2 separate regions of the Homo sapiens genome follow, and region 2 is linked to region 1. A link is an interaction called in ENCODE POLR2A ChIA-PET data of the cell type or tissue named here. Cell type or tissue: K562. All regions are shown on one strand. Each heading gives the region's core, and the rest is flanking DNA. Links, peaks and the distances in the headings are about the cores only.

Region 1 (9,004 bases), core at 3,867-8,866:
CAGGTGCCCGGGCCGCAGGGGTTGCTCAGGCACTCATCCACATCGCGGGCGCATCGTGGGCCGGCGAAACCAGGGAGGCAGGAGCAGGAAAAGGAGCCCACGCCGTCTTGGCACGAGCCACCGTTCAGGCATGGGTCTGCGGACAGGAGGAAGGCGGTCTGGTCACCTACCTTGCCCCCATTAGCCCAGTCTGACTGGGATATGCCTTGGATTGAGAAGAATTCAGGAGGAAACCAGGTTCAACTGGGATGGGGTGCATTTGGTCAGAGGAATCTAAATCCATCCCCTTCTGTGGCCTCGTCCCCTCCTTTATCTGGAAACCTCACCTATGTGGCAAGGGCAGGATGTTGGGAAAACCAAAAGGTCCCTTTAAGCTGCCAAGCAAACGCTGCTAATTGTGCCTGATCTAATTCCTGTGCTTGGAACAGGACAAGGACAGTGGCCATTAGCCACATGTGGCTACTGAGTCCTTGAAATTGTGACTAAATGGAGATGTGCTATAAATGTAAAATACATACTGGGTTTCAGATTTTGAAGACTTGGTATGAAAAAAAAAATAGGCTGGGCGTGGTGGCACACACTTGTAATCCCAGCACTTTGGGAGGCCGAGGTGGGCAGATCACTTGAGCTCAGGAGTTCGAGACCAACCTGGGCAACATGGCAAGACCCCATTTCTATAAAAAATACAAAAATTAGCTGGGCATGATGGTGCACACCTGTAGTCCCAGCTAGTGGGGAGGCTGAGACGGGAGGATCACTTGAGCCTGGGAGGTCAAGGCTGCAGTGAGTCATGATCGCACCACTGCACTCCAGTCTGGGCGACAGAGTGAGAACTTGTCTCAAAAAAAAAAAAGGAAACAATGTAAAATATCTCATTAACAATTTTATACTGGTTACATGTTGAAATGATATGTTAATATATTGGGTTAAATAGATTATATACATTTATTTATTTATTTATTTATTTACTTTTATTTTTATTTTTATTTTTTTTGAGATGGGGTTTCGCTCTTGTTGCCCAGGCTGGAGTGCAATGGCACGATCTCAGCTCACCACAACCTCCGCCTCCCGGGTTCAAGTGATTCTCCTACCTCAGCCTCCTGAGTAGCTGAGATTACAGGCATGTGCCACCACGCCCAGCTAATTTTGTGTTTTTAGTAGAGACGGGGCTTCTCCATGTTGGTCAGGCTGGTCTCAAACTTCTGACCTCAGGTGATCCACCTGCCTCAGCCTCCCAAAGTGCTGGGATTACCGGTGTGAGCCACTGCGCCCAGCCGATTATATACATTCAATAAATTAAATTTAAATATATTAAATTTGGTCAGGCACAGTGGCAGCAGTCTGAGAGTCCAAGGCAGGAGGATGGCTTGAGGCCAGGAGTTTGAGACCAGCCTAGACAACGCAGTGAGACCCCATCTCTACAGAATTAAAATAAAAATATTAGCTAGGCATGTAGTGAGTGCCTGTAATCCTAGCTACTCAGGAGGTTAAGACAGGAGGAATGCCTCAGCCCAGGAGTTCGAGACTGCACTGAGCCAAGATCGCACCACTGCACTCCAGCCTGGGCGACAGAGCCTCACTCTGAATACATAATAAATAAATAAATATAAAATATTAAATTTAATATCTCCCATTTCTGTTTATTTTTTAATGTGGCTACTAGAAAATTTAAAATTGCATATGTGGCTTGTGTTATTTATCTGTTTGGCAGCACCCCTTTTTGTTTGTTTGTTTGTTTGTTTGTTCGTTTTTGAGACGGAGTTATGCCTTGTTGCCCAGGCTGCAGTACAATGACACAATCTCAGCTCACCGTAATCTCCACCTCCAAGGTTCAAGTGATTCTCCTGCCTCAGCCTCCCAAGTAGCTGGGATTACAGGCATGCGCCACCATGCCCTGCTAATTTTGTATTTTTAGTAGAGATGGGGTTTCTCCATGTTGGCCAGGCTGGTCTCAAACTCCTGACCTCAGGTGATCCGCCCACCTTGGCCTCCCAAAGTGCTGAGATTACAGGTGTGAGCCACCTCGCCCGGCCTCTGGGGGGCCTTTTATCTCATACTTTGCACATGATATTAACTCGATTGCTCTCAAAGACAGTGCACTTAGGTCGGGTGTGGTTGCTCACGCCTGTAATCCCAGCACTTTGGGAGGTGGAGACAGGTAGATTGCTTGAGCCCAGGAATTGGAGACCACCGTGGGCAACATGGCGAAACTCCGTCTCTACAAAAAACACAAAATATTAGCTGGGCGCTGTGGTGTGCGCCTATAGTCGCAGCCACTGGGGAGGCTGAGGTGCTTGAGCCCAGAAGGCAGAGGTTGCAGTGAGCGATGATTGCAACACTGCACTCCAGCGACAGAGCTAAGACTCTGTCTCAAAAAAAAAAAAAAAAAAAAAAAAAAAAGAGGCAGCACACAGACTCCAAGGTTCTAAGCCCAGCTCATTCCCTAACTCGTTCCATGGGCTTGCACAAGAAGTCACTCAACCTCCTCGGGCCTCAGTTTCCATATAAATAAAACGGGAAAAGTAAGATAACTGTGAAGATGAAATGACAGCACAGTGCCAGGCACACAGTTCAAGCTTAATGACTGTGTTCCCCAGAGCAGCACCCCCAAGAGCTCCCCTGCACTCACTGGGGTCACAGTCATTGATGTCCTGATCGCAGGAAGGGCCAGTGTACCCTCCATGGCAGGTGCAGCTGAAACTCCCTGCCAGGTTGGTGCAGATACCATGAGGGCCACAGGGTGCGGGGCCAGCACACTCGTCCACATCCTGCTGGCATCGTGGGCCTGGGGGTAGGGAGCAAGGTTACACCTAGGGTTACAGGGTACAGAGCAGGGTCTCAGGGACCTGGGGCTCAGGAAGAACCTGCAGGCCGAGATGGGTGAAGGCAAAATAAGCCGTGCTGTCATTCGTGTCTGGGCATTTTGCATATGCAGTTTCAGAATGGCCGTCTCCCTGTCTCAGTAGGTGGCAAATACCTACTATGAGGTCTGCTCCTCCAGGAAGCTGTACCCTAAACCCCGCCCTAAGTCCCAGCATCTCTAGCCCCATAACTCTTCCTCTTCCAAGGGCTGACCCACACAGGCTGCATATCAGTGTCCAGCTCTGTCCTTCCAAGAAGGAAGCCCCTCTCAAAGGCAGGGCTGGGGATGGGTCCCTCTCTGGATCCCCAGCATCATCCCTGATAGGGTAGGGGGCAGAGGAGATGGAGAGGAGGAGGGAAGAGAAGCAGGTGGCATACCTTGCCAGCCCTGGGGGCAGGAGCAGACAGGCAGCTGGCCAGGGGCAGACTCGCAGCGGCCCCCATGCTCACAGGGGTTCGGGGTGCAGGGGGAGAGGAGTTCACACTGACGTCCTGTTGGGGGTGGAAGAGAGGGAAGCAGAGATAGCCTTGAGGGACTCCCTGATCCCATCTCCCCCCACCTCCCCCAACCCCAGGGTCCCCACCTTGATACCCACCTCCCAAGCTCCTGGAGGGAAATGATTGAAAGCAAAAAAGAAGCTAACATAGCGGGAGGAGAGAGTAGAGGAGAAGAGAGATGAGAAGGCCCATGGTGTTGGTGGGGCTGCAGAGGGAAGGTGAGGTACACACCCTGGACACCAGGCGGGCAGGTGCAGTGGAAACCCATTCCATCGCTGCTGCATGTCCCACCGGCCCTGCACGGCTGGGACTCACAGGCGTCTCGGGCCAGGCTCTGGCTGCAGCGGGGGCCACTCCAGCCAGGCTCACACACACAGCGGAACCTGGCAGGGGAAGGTAGTCAGGCCAGGGAGGTGGGCCAGGGAGAGGGGGCAGTGTCTGAGGCTGAGAAGGGCCCTCACCCGCCAGGTGCATCATAGCAGATGCCGTGACTGCAGGGCTCATGGGCACAGGGATGGCTCGGGGGGAGGCAGAGTGGGGGCAAGGAGCCAGGCGGGCAGAGGCAGCGGAAGCCATTTTCCCCATCCACACAGGAACCTCCCTCGCCGCATGGGCTGGAAGCACACTCATTGATCTCCACGTTACAAAGGGGCCCTGGGGAGTACACAAGCAATCTCATCTCAGAACAAAGTCAGCAGGGACAACCAGGGAGGGACGACGTGACCCCACTTAGCACACCCACACCCCCGAGCAATGACCTCTTTTTCATAACGCATCAGCTCTTGTGCAGATTAGGACACCCGCCTCCTCAACCAAGAGCTGACTTGCCCCAGATCATTCTGGTCCCCAAACTTCCATGAAGTCCCTTTCTTTTTCTTTTCTTCTTCTTCTTATTTTTTGAGATGGGGTCTCACTCTGTCGCCCGGGCTGGACTGCAGTGGCATGATCATAGCTCACCACAGCCTCCACTTCCTGGGCTCAAGCGATTCTCCCACCTCAGCCTCCCGAGTGGCTGGGACTACAGTTGCGCACCACCACGTCTGGCTAATTGTGTGTGCATGTGTGTGCGTGTTTATCTACGTATTGACTAATCTGGCTTTGGGAGTGTGTTTATTTTTTGTAGAGACAGGGTTTCATTATGTTGCCCAGGCTAGTCTCGAACTCCTGGGCTCAAGTGATCCTCATGTCTCAGCCTCCCAAAGTGCTGGGGGATTACAGACATGAGCCAACACACCTAGCAAAGTCACATTCATTTCCACTAAGGATTAGTTTAGACCCATTCAGAAATAACCTAGTCACTGAGTTTGGACACTTTCATCTATGTTCCAGAATAATCTTTTTGTTTGTTTTTGTATGTGTGTGTGTGTGTGTGTGTGTGTGTGTGTGTGTGTGTGTTTGAAATGAAGTCTCACTCTGTCGCCCAGACTGGAGTACAGTGGCACAATCTTGGCTCACTGCCGCCTCCGCCTCCTGAGGTCAAGCAATTCTCCTGCCTCAGCCTCCCGAGTAGCTAGGACTACAGGCGCCCACCACCACACCCGACTAATTTTTGTATTTTTAGTAGAGATGGGGCTTCGCAACGTTGGCCACGCTGGTCTCGAACTCCTGACCTCAAGTGATCCACTTGCCTTGGCCTCCCAGAGCGCTGGGATTACAGGCGTGAGCCACCGCGCCCAGCCTGCAGAATAATCTCGAAACAACCTTATGCCAATGAGACAGCACAGACTCAGGGCAAAGCACGGACAACCTCGTTGGACAAGAGTCTGCAAAGATACGGGCAAAACAGGCCCACAGAGACGAGTGACTTCACCCTCGATCTAAGGACCCCCTCTCATGGCAGCCACTTGCCCACCTGTGAAGCCAGGTTGGCAGACACAGTCGTAGCGGTTGATGCCATCACGGCAGACTCCAAAGGTGCAGGGGTTGCTGGCACAGTCGTCAATGTTCACTTCGCAGTTCACACCTAGGGGCCAGGAACATGGCATGGAGTGGCCACCACTGTGCCCCACTAGATGCACCATTCCCAAACCCTCTGTGCCCCTCCAGGTGTGCTGTTTCTGCCCCAGCCCCCGGTCCCACCTGTGGTCCCAGAAGGGCAGCGGCAGAGGTACTTGTCCACCAGGTCTAGGCATTTGCCGCCATGGCGGCAGGGCTGGCTGCGGCATTCGTCCACCTGGCTCTCGCAGCGTGTGCCCGTGTAGCCAGGAGCACAGGCACATGAGAAGCTGGCGATGCCATCCACGCAGCGACCATGGTGGCATGGGTCAGGGGAGCAGTCGTCCACGTTGCGATCACACAGCGTGCCCTCAAAGCCTGTGGGGCCAAGAGGGTCAGGCTCCGCCCACTTGCCAGGGGCCTGCCCACAAGTGAGGCCTCGGACCAATCCTGGTTCAGCTCTATCTGAGGCCCTGCCCATCAAGCTGTCAGGAGGCGAGCTCAATACAGGCCCCACCCCCCACCCCCCACTTACTTCCACTCCACCCCACTACAAGCTCCAGAATTTGTCCCTAGCCAAGACTCTCCCACAGTTAAATCCCGCCCCCAGCTGTGGCCCCACCTCCAGCCCTGTTTCTGCCCCACCCTCCACTGGAGATGGGAGCACATGGCAGGTGCCAGGGGAAGGTATTGGGCCCTCCCCATTCAGTTACAGGCACCCTGTGCCCAGCCCAACACTTTGGCTCCACACGTAGCCTTATGTCAGTCTATATGCATTATTGGCTCCACCCCCCAACTCTGTCACTGGGTCCTGCCTTGCTACAACCCCGCCCCCAAGCTCTCCCCAAGTCTGTTATTGGCCCTGTCGCCCACAAGCCCCGCCTCCTGATTCTTGTCGGACTGTCATTGGCCCGCCTCACCCTCGGCACAGCGGCACTCGTAGCCATCGGGCTGGTCCACGCATTTGGCGCCATTCCTGCAGGGCGTGCTGGCGCATTCGTCCACGTCCAGCTGACACGTGGAGCCGCTGAAGCCTGGGGTGGGGAGTGGGATGAGCAGAGGCCCAGAAAGGGTGAGAGCAGTACACCCCTCTCCAGCCCCGCCTTGTTTGGGTGGAAAAACCCATTTACTTGGATTTAAATTAACTTCAATGTTTCATAACATATGGTTTCTATTGTAAGTTATCCGCTAACGTGGTTTTACAGGTTCCCACCCTGGAGTTTTTGCCCCTTCCCAGACATGTCTTTTCGGGCTCCCTCTCCTGAGGTCCTCACCCGAGGGGCAGGTGCAGCTGAAGCCATTGACTCGGTCCTTGCAGACCCCACCGTTGACACAGGGGCTACTCTGACACTCGTCAATGTCCACCTCGCAATAGGTTCCTGTGAAGCCTGGGGCAGGGAATAGGGCTTAGGAAAGCGGGGGCTACCCTATGGTGTGAACGGGGTGCAAGGAAGGAGGTACTTCCCTTCCTACTCATCGACAAATCCCCCGAGCCTTCGTCCCCACCTCTACACTCCCAGCCCAACCTTAATTTTCAGCCACAGGCTGGACTGTCACCCAGCCGTGGTCCCAACTGGCCCAAGGCTCATGGGTGTCCGCAGAGGCCTTGCCTTCAAACCCCTCCTCCTCTCCCCAGTCCTCAGACTAAGCCCTTTCCCCAGTCCCCAGCCCCCAGCCCCAGGGCCCCCCATAGCCTTTGCCCAGGCTTACTGCAAGCTTGTCTGCAGGCTTCACCTTGACCTCACAGCAGCCCCGACTCTGCCTCTCTATCCCCAACCCCTTCCCGAGTGGGTCCTAAGGCCAAGAATACTCCCAGCCCACCTGAGGTTCTACTGACTCCATTTGACCAAGCCCCCAGAATCACACAGTATTCCCTTCTGGTCCTGACCCCACCTCCTTCCAGGCTTCAGTCTCTAAGGGTCCCACTCCAAACCCACTTACACCCCATTCTGCTCAGCTCCCCATCCGCGGGCTTCTCTGTCCCCGCCCCCTGCCTCAGGACCCGCCCAGGCCACGCCCACCACCCACCTGCCATACAGATACAGGTGAACTGGCCTATGCGGTCGAGGCACGTGGCCTGGTTTCGGCAGGGCCCCGACAGACACTCGTTGACATCGGTCTCACAGCGAGGTCCAGTGTAGCCACGACCGCACTGGCACAGGAAGGAGCCCTGCGTGTTCACGCACCTGCCCAAGTGCTCGCAGGGGTTGGCGCCTGCCGGATGGAGTGCGATCGGTGTGGGCGTGGCTGGCCGGGACCCCCTCCTCTCCCCTCTTTCCCAGCCCATTCACAGACGATGGAGCTCCCCTCACCGATAGAGCACTCGTCCACATCCTGGTCACATGCCCCACCCGTGAAGCCGGGAGGACAGGTGCAAATGGCCCGGCCGTTCACCGGATTTGTGTCACAGATAGCATCCTCGTGGCAGGGGTTGCTGACACAGGCGTCATCCAGGTGACACAGGAGGCCTGGGAAGTGGTAAGCAGAAGTCATAGGCAGATCTTCCTGCTCTGCCCAAAAGGCCCACACCCCTTGAGTATTGTTTTGTCGTTGTTGTTGTTTTGTTTTGTTTTTTGAGACGAAGTTTCGCTCTTGTTGCCCAAGCTGGAGTACAATAGCGCGATCTTGGCTCACTGTAACCTCCACCTCCCAGGTTCAAGCGATTCTCCTGCTCAGCCTCCCGAGTAGCTGGGATTACAGGCATGTGCCACCACGCCCGGCTAATTTTTTGTATTTTTAGTAGAAACGGGGTTTCACCAAGTTAGCCAGGTTGGTCTCAAACTCCTGACCTCAGGTGATCTGCCTGCCTCAGCCTCCCAAAGTGCTGGGATTACAGGCGTGAGCCACCGCGCCCGGCCTGTTGTTTTTATTAAACCTAAACAGTATTTAGTAGCTGCTTTTTTAATCCATTTATTATGAGAACTATCAAACATACAGAAAAGTTGACCATTCATATACCCACCACCTAGATTCAACTATTGTTAGCTTAATCTACCAATCTTCTTTTCTAAACCATTTAAAAATAAATTGCAGACCGGGCACAGTGGCTCACGTCTATAATCCTAGCACTTTGGGAGGCCAAGGTGAGTGCATCGCTTGAGTTCAAGAGTTCAAGACCAGCCTGGGCAATATAGTGAGACCCGTCTCTACAAAAAATACAAAGCTTAGCCGGGCATGGTGGCGCACGCCTGTAATCCCAGCTACTTGGGGGACTGAGGTGGGAGGATCACTTGAGCCCAGGAAGTCGAGGCTGCAGTGAGCTGAGATCATGCCACTGTACTCCAGCCTGGGTGACAAAGTGAGACTCTGTCTCAAAAATAAAATAAAATAAATTGCAAACATCCACATATTGTTTTAAAACCTTTTGACTCTTCTGATTACAAAAGGGTCCTACACTCCAGCCTTTGCTTCTGTAATACCCTCTGCCATGTATGCCCTCTTTCTATATCCACGTTCCCCTCCTAAACATGTTCTCTGATCTTTGCCACTTCCAAAGGTAACTCCCAGGAGTTCCCCATTCCAATGGCTTCTGCCCTGAGCCATGCATCAGTGCAATGTCAGCCTCCTCCCAAGCCTCTCCCAGGCTTACACTTCCCCACTAAAGCTGCCTCCAGCATCATCTTTTTTTCTCTCTCTTTTTTGTTATACACGGTCTTACACTGTCTCCCAGGCTGGAACGCAGTGGCTCAGTCTCAGCTCACTGCAACCT
Region 2 (13,325 bases), core at 3,649-8,648, 120 kb after region 1:
AACGGCTTTCAAGAAAAATGCAAAATGCTTTCTTTGCATTCTTAATATAAAAGCTTGTGGTTGGCCGGGCACGGTGGCTCACGCCTGTAATCCCAGCACTTTGGGAGGCTGAGGCGGGCAGATCACGAGCTCAGGAGATCAAGACCAGCCTGCCCAGTATCTATTAAAAATACAAAAATTAGCCCGGCACGGTGGCAGGCGCCTGTAGTCCCAGCTATTCAGGAGGCTGAAGCAGAAGAATCACTTGAACCCGGGGGGCAGCGGTTGCAGTGAGCAGAGATTGCATCACTGCACTCCAGCCTGGGCAACAGGGCGAGACTCCAACTCAAAAAAAAAAAAAAAAAAAAAAAAAAAAAAAAAAAAAAAAGCTTGTGGTCACATCCCTTCTCTCCTCACCCCACCCTGAAAAAGAGATGAAAGAAATTCTATACAGCTTCCCTAACACTTTGAACTAAGCCAAAATTATAACAATCTACTTCCCACAACCAGAAAATCAGCTTAACAGAAAGAATGCCCAATCATTCAAATATCAATCCGACTCCGCCTAAGACCCAAAGAAAGAAAACAGGTCTCACACTAAGACATCCCCAAGCAGCCCAGGATAATTTCCTAGGATTCTGGCATTTGGGTAACTGCTGGCACATCGTGTCACCTTTACAGGTCACACCCCAGGTGTAGCAACAACCCTCTTCTGCCGGCACAGAGCCCTTCCCCAGTCATGGTGGCACCACAAACACTTGCAGTAAGTGGGCACATGGGGAGCAAACATGCTCAGCTATCATGGCTGCCCACCGGGGTGGCTAGGTATCCCCCATTTTGTAGAAATAGGCAGTGTCTTCCATCTGGGAAAGAAGAGGGGCTCTTGTCAGTCCTGTCTATTCCTGATCCACGTGTCTGTCTTAAGGGAGAAGGCCCCATCACTCTATGAGAAGTGACCATCACATAGAGAATGAACAGAATGACCCCTGCCATTTTAAAAAGAATTCCCCAAGACTAATGGTTGCTGGAGAGTTCTGTAACTTTCACAGAAACTCACACAATTCCTTTCTCATGATATATGTGCTCATATACCCATCAAAGTCTTTTACCCATCAAAGCCTGACACACTTCCACACATTCCGCACACAGATTGCTATGCTATGCCCACAGCAAAGTAATCAACTCAAGAGTCCCTTGGTGGTGGTGGTGGGTAGGGGGTGAATGAAGAAGACAGGTAAGGCCTGGGACATCCCCGCCATGGCCAAGCCCAGCTAAGAAGCTGGTCGACACAATTTTCGATTTTGTGATCCCCAGCTTCAAGCATAACTCTCAATATGGACACATGTAGAGACACACACAGAACAGGGACACATTTACAGGGACATGTTTCCATGGTTCCTTCAGTGGCCCAGCATGAGTGGATTCCTTGGTATGACGTTCTGTTTCCTTTTCCCTAAGGCAAGTCTGCATTAACCAGCTGGCTTCACTCAGGAGAGTGGGGCTCAACATTCCAGTGCTATGTGTCCTTACGGCAAGTGGCCACCCACTTCTGCACTTCACCCACCCAGGCCTGTTAAGGTTCACGAGGAAAACACGACTTAATTGCTGCTCCACAGAACTGCTGTTCTACAGAGAGCGTATGAAGAGCTGCCTCTCCATCTACAAAGAGAATCCCTTGGAGTTTGCACCTGGCCAGGCACAGTGATTCATGCCTGCAATCCCAGCACTTTGGGAGGCTGAGGTGAGAGGATCACTTGAGCCCAGGAGCTGGAGACCAACTGGACAACATAGTGAAACTCCACCTCTACTAAAAAATTTTAAAATTAGCTGAGTGTGGTGGTGTGTGCCTGTAGTTCCAGCTACTCTGGTGGCTGAGGAGGGAGGACCGCTTGAACCCGGGAGGCAGAGGCTGCAGTGAGACGTCACAGCCACTGCAACTGCTGCCTGGGCGACAGAGCAAGACCCTGATCCGATAAATAAATAAAAACAAATAAAAACCTATGTGTCGGCTGGGTGTGGTGGCTCACCCCTGTAATCCCAGCACTTTAGCAGGCCAATCACTTGAGGTCAGGAGTTCAAGACCAGCCTGGCCAACATGGTGAAACCCTGTCTCCACTAAAAAAAAAAATACAAAAAGCCAGGTGTGGCGGTGGGTGCCTGTAATCCCAGCTACTTGGGAGGCTGAGGTGGAAGAATCACTTTAATCTGGGAAGCAGAGGTTGCAGTGAGCAGAGATCGTGCCACTGCACTCCAGCCTGGGTGATAGTGGGAGACTCCATCTTAACAAAAACAAAAACAAAAAATCAAACAAAACCATGTGTGGGGTAGGGCAATCACCCGTAAGACAAAATAAAAAGATAAATATATACCAAAAAAAAAAAGAAAGAAAATGCACCTGGGAAGATGCTCCCCGTCACTAGTCATGAAGAAATACAAATCACAGCCACACTGATACCACTGCAAGACTATGTGAATCCACTGCTTCCCACCCCTAAAACCCTGACAATACCAAGTGCTAGTGAAGATGAGCAACGACTAAAACTCTCATCCACTGCTGATGAGGGCGAAAAATGATGCAACCCTCCAGAAACATCTGAGAGTTTCCTGTAAAGCTAAACATGTATTTATTCCAATGACCCAGCCATCTCACTTGCAGGTCTTTAACCAAAAGAAAGAAAAACATGTTCACACAAAGAACTGCATGTGAATAGCTTTAGCAGCTTCATTAAGAATCACCAAAAACTAGAAACCATCCACGTGTCCTTCAACTGAGAAATGCAGAAAAAGCTGGGGTCTATCCATATGATGAAACACTACTCAGCAATGAAAAGAAACAACTGAAACACTCCCACTAAGTAGTCAGATGACTCTAATAAACTATGTTAACGAAAAGAAGCCTGACTCAACCTCTACCTCCCCTGCATTGTATGATGCCATTTTCCATTTAATATGACATTCTAGAAAAAGCAAAATCATAGACACAGAAAACAGATCAATCGTTGCTGAGGAGCCGGACACGGTGGCTCACGCCTGTAATCCCAGCACTTTGGGAGGCCAAGGCGGGCAAATCACGACGTCAGGAGTTCAAGACCAGCCTGACCAACATGGTGAAACCCCGCCTCTACTAAAAATACAAAAATTAGTCGGGCATGGTGGTGCGCACCTGTAATCCCAGGTACTCAGGAGGCTGAAGCAGGAGAATCACTTGAACCCGAGAGGCAGAGGTTGCAGTGAGCCGAGATCGCACCACACTGCACTCCAGCCTGGGCGACAGAGCAAGACTACGTCTCAAAACAAAAAAAAAAAAGGCTGGGTGCAGTGACTCACGCCTGTAATCCCAGCACTTTGGGAAGCCGAGGTGGACAGATCACGAGGTCAGGAGATCGAGACCATCCTGGCTAACACAGTGAAACCTCATCTCTACTAAAAATACAAAAAATTGGCCAGGCATGGTGGTGGGCGCCTGTAGTCCCAGCTACTCAGGAGGCTGAGGCAGGAGAATGGTGTGAACCTGGGAGGCAGAGGTTGCAGTAAGCCGAAGACTGTGCCACTGCACTCCAGCCTGGGCGACAGAGCGAGACTCCGTCTCAAAGAAAAAAAAAAAAAAAAAAAAAAAAGTTGCTGAGTCTCACGCCTATGGTCCCAGCACATTAGGAGGATGAGGCAGGAGTATCATTTGAGGTCAGGAGTTTGAGACCAGCCTGGCCAACATGGTAAAACTCCATCTGCACTAAAAATACAAAAATCAGCTGGACATGGTGGCGCAGGCCTGTAATTCCAGCTACTTGAGAGGTTGAGACTCCAGAATTGCTTGAACCCAGCAGGCAGAGGTTGCAGTGAGCCAAGATTACGCCACTGCCCTCCAGTCTGGGAGACAGAGTGGGACTTCATCTCAAAAAAAAAAAAGGGGAATTTTATTGCATATAAACTTAAGAGAATAAACAAACCACATGCAGTACACCACCCTGACCCCCTTTAGACCTGGTACAGAGACCCCCCAGGACTGGGAGATGCTGCTTTGCAGGGAAGGCAGACAGACCTGCAAGTGCAGCAGGCAAGGACAGCCTGGTCTGAACCACGAGCTTCCATGCTAACCTGGGGGACTCTGAGTAACAGATGTTCTCAGCCTTGTGTTTCCTGTCTGTAAAACAGAGCAGTTCGGCCACGCACGGTGGCTCACGAGGTCAACAGATCAAGGCCAGCCTGGCCAACATGGCAAAACCCTGTCTCTACTAAAAATGCAAAAATTAGCCAGGCATCGTGGCACATGCCTGTAATTCCAGCAACTCAGGAGGCTGAGGCAGGAGAATTGCTTGAGCCCAGGAGGCGGAAGTTGCAGTGAGCTGAGATCGTGCCACTGCACTCCAGCCTGGACAACTGAGCAAGACTCCGACTCAAAAAAAAAAAAAAAAAAAAAAAAAAGGATTAAAAAATTAAAAAGTGCTTTTCTGGGCCGGGCGCAGTGGTTCACGCCTGTAATCTCAGCACTTTGGGAGGCCGAGGCGGGCGCATCACGAGGTTAGGAGATCGAGACCATCCTGGCTAAAACAGTGAAACCCCGTCTCTACTAAAAAATACAAAAAAAATTAGCCAGGCGTGGTGGCGGTCACCTGTAGTCCCAGCTACTTGAGAGGCCGAGGCAGGAGAATGGCGTGAACCCGGGAGGCGGAGCTTGCAGTGAGCCGAGATCGCGCCACTGCACTCCAGCCTGGGCCACAGAGCGAGACTCCGTCGCAAAAAAAAAAAAAAAAAAAGTGCTTTTCTGAAAGGAGGGCTCTAGTTAAGGTAAACCATGGTTCTGTGACTTGTGCTTTACACTGAGAGAACAAAGCAGCAAGACCAACAATCTTAAAGGAGTAATACACAGTCCATGTAGGGTACACTACCCCTGCATTCACATCAACTGGAGAAGAGAAGCTATTTCCAGCTCAAAGTAGGGGAAAGTTAATACATAGCTATTCAAGAGTGTTTATGTACAGACAGTTAATCTTGAGAAATCCAAATTGTGTGGCTAGAACAAAGCTACTGTTTACAATATTTTTCATACTAATGCTTCCTGGAGGACCTTCCTTGGCCCCATGTTTAAATTTTGATTAAATGTCAAACTAGTAAAACTATTTGCCTATGCGGGGATGGGGCGGGGGGAGAAGACGGTTAGGCAACACAGTGCCAAATTCAAAACTCCGTACTAGCTCTGACAGCGAACACCTTTAGATTCAGAGGAGAAAAGTAGCCTTAAACAGGACAATTCAGCCTATCTACTGAGATCATCTTATCAAAAGGAGTAACTGTCATTACAATAAAATGCAATACAACAATACAATAAAATGCAACAAAGCCACGAAGAAGGAAAAAGGCTGCCCAGCATTCTAGCACCTATTTGCACAATTAGCCCACAGAGTTACTTACAAACAATATTCCCCTTATATAGTCTGTGTTCTGTTTTTGATGGGGCACTGAATACAGAACCTATCTGCCAACTTTAACTGTAATGCGATAACCAGAGCTCACACAACCACTTCTCGACTGTTTCTGTCAGGATGTTTCCAGTTTTTTAAGTATCAACATTACAGGGTTGAGAAGGACCAACAAGCATTTGATGGCTAATGATGACAAAGTCCTTGATCAAGATGCCAGCAAGAACATTCACCACAACAGACTCCATGCAGAATGCTTGGAGTGATGCCCTCTGAGCCCCAAAGCACTTGCTCTCACATTTGACCACCAAGGTAGGATGAAAGAGCTCAGGGTACAAAGAAATATCCACTCATCCGTCACAGTGAAGGATTACCTTCATTATGTCCTCTCCAGAGGTAAACCCAAAGTCCCTCTGATCGCTAACTTTTTTACACTTACCACATAATCCCAACCCACTCTATTCTTCCGCAAGTCATTCAGAGAAGGCATACGGTGGTGACATAAATGCTGACGACTACCAGGTCCCCCGGATCTCCAGCCGTCTGTTTGTTTGCCCACAGGAACACACAGTGTGTGCTGGCAATAACTAAACAAGCTTTTCTGCCCAAGGAGGCTGAGCTCACTCAGTGCCTCGAGGCTCCCCACCATAGTTACAAGTGCTGGCCTAACCAAGCTGTGCCTGGAATCAGCCTTGTCACTGTGCCGGGGGAGTAGGAAACAGTTAAAACACATTTTTATGCTTTCATTTCTATAATAAATGCATCAGATATCACATGAAATCAGCTCTAGGACTGACTGAGCACCTGCCTGCTATACATTTTCCAGGCCGCCAGTGCCCTGCCAGGGGATGTGCTGAGCAGCCAAACCCAGCCTGGCCATGATGCTTGTAGTAAGCTGGCAGACAATGTACGAGCAACAACTTTCCCAGTTAAGCGCCAACTTTCCCTGAGTGTCCACATGCTTAGGGAAGAAGGTTGGACTTAAACCAACAAGCAATTACTGAATGCTTACTGAGACATGGGGCTCAATGTGTCTGTATGCTGTATTCCGACCTCACAAGAACCTCGCACAGGGCAGGGATTAGGGTCTCAGTTTTGCAGCCAAGGAAGCTGATGCGAGAAGAAATCGGTAATTCATCTAAGGTCACACCTGACTCCTCACCTTATACCCCCAAAAAATCATTTCCTGATGGATCAAGGGCATGAATTGGAAGGGCAAAACCTTACAACTTCCAGAAGAAAATATAAAATATATTTCACTTCAGGATAGTGTTCTTCCCACCAACCGTAAAACAAAGATTCATAAATTCACCTACATTAAAATTAAGACCATCTTTTTTTTTTTTTTTTTTTTGAGACGGAGTTGTTGCCCAGGCTGGAGTGCAATGGCGCGATCTCAGCACACCACAACCTCCACCTCCTGGGTTCAAGCGATTCTCCCGCCTCAGCCTCCCGAGTAGCTGGGATTTCTCCCACCTCAGCCTCCCAAGTAGCCAGGCAGGAGCCACCACGCCTGGCTAATTTTGTATTTTTAGTAGGGACAGGGTTTCTCCATGTTAGTCAGGCTGGTCTCAAACTCCTGACCTCAGGTGATCCACCTGCCTTGGCTACCCAAGTGCTGGGATTACAGGCATGAGCCACAGCACCCAGCCTGAAATGTTATTTCTTAATAATAAGACTTGAAAGGTGAAACTGATCCATGGGCTGCTGTATGGATGTTTTAGCAGGCACGAAAACATTCACCTCCTTGTGCATGTCCATCAGAGGTCTTGGGTGACAAGGTGCATCACCAATGAGTTGTAATATTTTGAAAAATATTTTTTCTAAGCAGTAGGTCTCAACAGCGGGCTTAAAATATTCTGCAAATGATGCTGTAAACAGATGTGCTGTCACCCAGACTTTGTTTTTCCCTTTACAGAGCACAGGCAGAGTAGATTTAGCATAATTTAGATTTACCATAATTCTTAAGGTCCTTGGATATTCAGAATGGCTAATGAGCAGTAGCTTCAACTTAAAGTCATCAGCTACAGTAGCCCCTAATGAGAGGCAGCCTGTCCTTTGAAGCCAAGTATTGATTTTTCTACAGCTATAAAAGCCTAGATGGCATTTTCTTCCAATAAACTATTTTGTCTACACTAAAATGTTTACTGTAGCCACCTTTATCAATTATCTTAGCTAGATCTGGATAACTTGCTACAGTTTTTCCATCAGCACTTGCTGCTTCACCTTGCACTTTTATGTTTTGGAGATGGCTTCTTTCCTTAAACCTCATGAACCAACCTCTGCTGGCTTCAAACTTTTCTTCTGCAGCTTTCTCACCTCTTTCAGCCTCCAAAGAATTGAATAGAGTTACTACGGCCTTGCTAGATTAGGCTTTGGCTTAAGGGAATATTGCAGCTGACCTGATCTATCCAGACCACTACAACTTTCTCCATGTCAGCAATAAGGTTGTTTCACTTTCTTATCACTCAGGCATTCACTGGAGTCACACTTTTAATTTCCTTCGAGAACTCCTTTGCATTCACAATCTGGCTAACTCTCTGGCTTAAGCAGCCTAGCTTTTGGCTTTCAAAATATGTTATTGGCCTTTTAGCGTTGTTAAAGGGTATTGCTCTGTCATCCAGGCTGGAGTGCAGTGGCATGATCACAGCTCGCTGCAGCCTCAACCTCCTAGGCTCAAGCAATCCTCCCATCTCAGCCTCCCAAGTAGCTGGGACCACAGGCGTGTGCCACCATGCCTGGCTACTTTTTCCATTTTTTTTATGAAGACGAGGCCTCACTATGTTGCCCAGGCTGGTCTCAAACTCTTGTCCTCAAGCGATCCTCCCACCTACGCCTGCCAAAAAATGCTAGGATTACAGGCATGAACCCCACGCCTGGCCATTTTTAGCTTCTGACTTGGTGTGAGAGACGCGAGACCCTTCCTTTCATCTGAACACTTTAAAGGCTATTATAGGGTTATTAACCGGCCTAATTTTAAGACAGTTGTGTCTCAAGGAATAGAGAGGTCTGAGGAGAGGAAAAGAGATGGGAAATAGTCAGTAGCTGGAGCAGTCAGAACACAAACATTTATAGACTGAATTCACCTTCTTAGATGGACATGGTTTGTGGTTCCCCAAAACTATGATAATGACACCCAAAATCACTGATCACGAATCATAACAGATATAATAGTCTGAAACGTTGGTCACATTACCAAAATGTGACACAGAGATGAAGTGAGCACACGCTGTTGGAAAAATGGCACTGATAAAAGACTTGCTCAATGCAGGGTCACCACAAATTCTCAATTTGTAAATAAAAAAACCGCAATTATCTGCAAAGCACAATAAAACGAGGTATACCTATACATGCAACAAACACAAAACCGGTAAACTCAAAATTCAGGATGGGCAAGGAAATGAAGTAGGGAAAGGAACACACACAGGAAGCAGAGGTGACTGAACTGGTCAGGCCAAGTCTCCTCAAGTTGAGTGACACAAATCAGAATCACTCAAAATTGAAAGGCTAACCAAAACACTGCACCGTCAATCACCTACAGCACCTTCAGTGAAGTAAGAGCGCTGCAGGGTGGGTAGGAGCAATTCCCTCTGCTGTGCTTGACCCTCATCAGTAACAAGCAGAGCTAACTCTGACAGGTGGATGGAGTGCTTCTGCTACCCAATCTCACTGACAGGGAAACAGGATCAAAGATTAAGCAACCTGCTCCAGATCACTGCCAATGTCTCCAAATTCCAGTGGGTGAATGTCCATTTTGAGCTTCAGTACCACTAGTCACAGTGGTACTCATCTGTGCACCTGCTTAGGTAGTATATTCCATTTTCAGCAAGTTCTAATTGCCCATATAAAACACATCAGAGGTACAGAGATCTTTAAGCACAAAATGCAACACTGAGTCTATCTCATGCCCTTTCCAGGACAAGACAATGCCAAAAAGGAAAAAAGCCTGGGCGCGGAAGTGAGCACCTATAGTCCCAACTACTTGAGAGGCTGAGGAGGGAAGAGGATGTCCTGAGCCCAGGAGTTCTGGGCTATATTGCATGGTGCCAATCAGGTGGCCGCACTACGTTTGGCATCAGTGTGGTGACCTCCAAGGAGTGGGTACTACCAGATTGCCTAAGAAGGGGTGAACCAGCCCAGGTCGGCCAGATGTGGTGGCTCACACTTGTAATCCCAGCATTTTGGGAGGCCCTGGCGGGCGGATCGCTTGAGGCCGGGAGTTCGAGACCAGCCTGGCCAACAAGGCAAAACCCCAACTATATTAAAATACAAACATTAACTGGGCATGGTGGCGGGCATCTGTAATCTCAGCTACTCAGGAGGCTGTGGCACAAGAACTGCTTGAACCCGGGAAACAGGCTGCAGTGAGCCAAGACTGTGCCACTGCACTCCAGCCTGCACAAAAGAGTGAGTGAGACTCCGTCTCAAAAAAAAAAAAAAAAAAAAAGTTGCGGGGCCGGGGGGGGGGGGGGGGGTGGGTCGCGTAGTGAAGAAAAAAAAGAAAGGGGGCAAGTCAAAACTCCCATACCTATCAGCAGTGGGGTCATGCATGTGACTCACCACTGTACTCCAGCCTGGGCAACACAGTGGAGACCTCGTCTCTTAAAACGGTAGGTTGGCTGGGCGCGGTGGCTCACCCCTGTAATCCCAGCACTTTGGGAGGCCCAGGCGGGTGAATTACGATGTCAGGAGTTCGAGAGCAGACTGGCCAATGTGGTGAAACCCTGTCTCTACTAAAAATACAAAAATTAGCTGGGTGTGGTGGCGTGCACCTGTAGTCCCAGCTACTCAGGAGGCTGAGGCAGAACAATCGCTTGAACCCAGGAAGCGGACGTTGCAGTGAGCCAAGATTGCGCCACTGCACTCCCGCCTGGGCAACAGAGCGAGAGTCTACCTAAAAAAAAAAAAAAGTAATAGTATAAGCTGTGACACTGGATGAAGAAAGTGGCAAAAATAAAAATTTGTAAGAAAAAAATTGAGGACATAAATTTTTAAAAAGGGGGCAAAAAACATAAGCTGAAACTCCTTAAACTTTAAACATCTGGGCTGGGCGCGGTGGCTCAAACTTGTAATACCAGCACTTTGGGAGGCCGAGGCGGGAGGATCACGAGGTCAGGAGTTTGAAACCAGCCTGCCCAGCATGGTGAAACCCCGTCTCTACTAAAAATACAAAAAATTAGCCGGGCATGGTGGCACACGACTGTAGCCCCAGCTACTTGGGAGCCTGAGGCAGGAGAATTGCTTCAACCCAGCAGGTGAAGGTTGCAGTGAGCCAAGATTGCACCACTGCACTCCAGCCTGGGAGACAGAGCAAGACTCCATCTCAACAAACAAACAAACAAACAAACAAAAATAAAAACTTTAGGGCCGGGTGCGGTGGCTCACACCTGTAATCCCAGCACTTTGGGAGGCTGAGGCGAGCAGATCACAAGGTCAGATCAAGACCATCCTGGCTAACACGGCGAAACCCCATCTCTACTAAAAATACAAAAAATTAGCCAGGCGTGGTGGTGGGCGCCTGTAATCCCAGCTACTCGGGAGGCTGAGGCAGGAGAATGGCATGAACCCAGGAGGTGGAGCTTGCAGTGAGCAGAGCAGAGATTGTGCCACTGTACTCCAGCCTGGGCGACAGAGCAAGACTCCACCTCCAAAAAAAAAAAAAAAAAACCAACAAACTGTCAATCTCTGGTAGGTTTAAAAGGAATCTTTGCTATCATCTAAAAGACAAACAACAATTGTCGGCAAAGATGTGGAGAAACTGGAACCCTCATATGTCCAGCAATGTAAAATGGGGCAGCCACTGTAAAACAGTCTGGCAGTTCCTCCAAAAGGTTAAAACATAAATAATGAATGTCCCAGAAATTCCTCCCCTACGCATATGCCAAGAGAAAGGGAAACATTTCTACATAAAAAGTGTGTGTGGGCACTCACAGAGGTATTATTCATAAGAGCCAAAAACTAGAAACCAAAATATCCATGAACTGATGAACGGATAGTGTCATTTCTAAGGATACAACCAGATTTTCTGAAATTGGGGGTAGGGGAGGGGAATCAAAGATGTTTCCTTCTCAAGGAGCAAACCGGGTAGTGTGGCAATCAATTCTGAGGCTCCATGCTGCCCTTCCAAGGACTGAGGTACTGTACCCAAGAATCACTGTGCCGGAGTGAAGGACAAAGCAATCAAGTCATCCAGGCACAAGTCACAGAACACTGAGTGCGGAGAGAGGCAGAGCTTGCCAATCTGGCTTCACCGGGGGCTCCTCTCACCTGTTCTCTGTCTGCTCAAGAGTTGGTAAGCACCCTCGCACTTAAAACATTCCAAAACCCAAGCTTTTGTGGTTACATTCTGAGGCAATGCATAGAGAAATGTTAATTCTGTGAGCCTTTTCAAGGTGACATCAAGACAGAAACTACTTGCTGTGGAAATCATTGTACAAAGTGGGTAGGAGTGAGAAGCCCACTGATAGGATGAGTCCCCTGGGAGCTGATGAAAGGGTGAGATCCAATCCATTTTTAAACAGTCCTTTTTTTTTTTTTTTTTTGAAAGAGAGTCTCACTTTGTTGACCAAGCTGAAGTGCAATGGCGTGATCTCAGCTCACTGCAACCTCCGCCTCCTGGGTGACTGGAACTATAGGAGCATGGCACCATGTCCGGCTGATTTTTGGATTCCCCCCCCCCCCCCCCCCCCCCGAAGGAGTCTCACTCTGTGGCCCAGGCTGGAGTGCAGTGGCGCGATCTAGGCTCACTGCAAGCTCCGCCTCCCGGGTTCACGCCATTCTCCTGCCTCAGCTTCCTCAGTAGCTGGGACTACAGGTGCCCACCACCACGCCTGGCTAATTTCTTCTATTTTGAGTCGAGACAGGACTTCACCGTGTTAGCCAGGAGGTCTCAATCTCCTGACCTCGTGATCCGCCCGCCTCGGCCTCCCAAAGTACTGGGATTACAGGCGTGAGCCACCGCGCCTGGCCAATTTTTATAGTTTTTATTAGAGACGGGGTTTCACCATACTGGCCAGGCTGGTCTCAAACTCCTGATCTCAGGTGATCCACCTGCCTCGGCCTCCCAAAGTGCTAGGATTACAGGCATGAGCCACCGTGCCTGGCCTTAAACAGTCCTTTAGGCAGTCCTGAAAGACACCTGGCTGCACCACTGTTTGAACCATCTCCCGTACCTTTGTGCCTACTCTTCACCGATGCCCAATATCCATCCCCAAAATCAGTTTCCGTGTGGAGGCAGGATATGGGGAATTTAAAGCCCCTCAGCAGGCTTCCGCACCCACGTTCTTAGTTCTAACATGTGTTCAAAAAGTAAGCAAGATGGCCAGGAGCAGGGGCTCATGCCTGTAATCCCAGCACTTTGGGAGGCCGAGGCAGGTGGATCCCTTGAGGCCAGGAGTTTGAGACCAGCATGGCCAACATGGCGAAACCCTGTCTGTATTAAAAATACAAAAATTAGCCAGGCATGGTGGCAAGGGGCCTGTAGTCCCAGCTACTTGAGAGGCTGAGGCACGAGAATTGCTTGAGCACAGGAGGCGGAGGTTGCGGTGAGTCGAGATCGTGCCACTGCACTCCAGCCTGGGCAACAGAGCGAAACTCTGTCTCAAAAAAAAACAAAAAAACAAAAAACAGTAGGCAGGTGGATATTTGCACACTCATGTTCACTGCTGTATTATTCACAACAGCCAAGAGGTGGAAGCAACCCAACTCCATCAACAAAGGAGTGGAATTCTGACATGCTACAACACGGATGGACCTGGAGAACAGGTTATTATGCTTAGTGAAGTAAGCCAGTAACAAAATTCTAAATACTGTCTGAATCGGCCAGGTGCAGTGGCTCACGCCTGTAATCCCAGTACTTTGGGAGGCAGAGGTGGGTGGATCACCTGAGATCAGGAGTTCAAGACCAACCTGGCCAACATGATGAAACCC

Evidence for each region. Peaks named below come from ENCODE experiments on the same cell type or tissue, not always from the same donor. Only the 100,000 strongest peaks of a DNase experiment are listed, where the experiment ranks them.
Region 2: POLR2A ChIA-PET joins it to region 1 with 5 read pairs; 4 of 35 experiments call an interaction of 5 or more read pairs at or near these places.

What each region holds. Positions count from the first base shown.
Region 1 is chr19:15,181,666-15,190,669 of GRCh38, forward strand. It overlaps NOTCH3 (notch receptor 3), which reads right to left. Exons shown (of 33, transcript NM_000435.3): 7 at 7,608-7,763; 8 at 7,324-7,509; 9 at 6,570-6,683; 10 at 6,216-6,329; 11 at 5,440-5,673; 12 at 5,213-5,323; 13 at 3,822-4,014; 14 at 3,592-3,743; 15 at 3,241-3,354; 16 at 2,630-2,785; 17 at 1-136. Among named protein-coding and RNA genes, the nearest start is that of MIR6795, 6.8 kb to the left of the region's middle. RefSeq lists enhancers at 1-39, 40-558, 3,807-4,307. In K562, for the core only: no CTCF peak of the experiment used is centred there; DNase peaks (open chromatin) are centred at 5,756 and 6,126; H3K27me3 peaks cover 2,200 bases.
Region 2 is chr19:15,298,294-15,311,618 of GRCh38, forward strand. The region is part of intron 1 of BRD4 (bromodomain containing 4); the gene reads right to left. Among named protein-coding and RNA genes, the nearest start is that of BRD4, 28 kb to the right of the region's middle. RefSeq lists enhancers at 691-1,218, 1,645-2,352. In K562, for the core only: no CTCF peak of the experiment used is centred there; no DNase peak of the experiment used is centred there.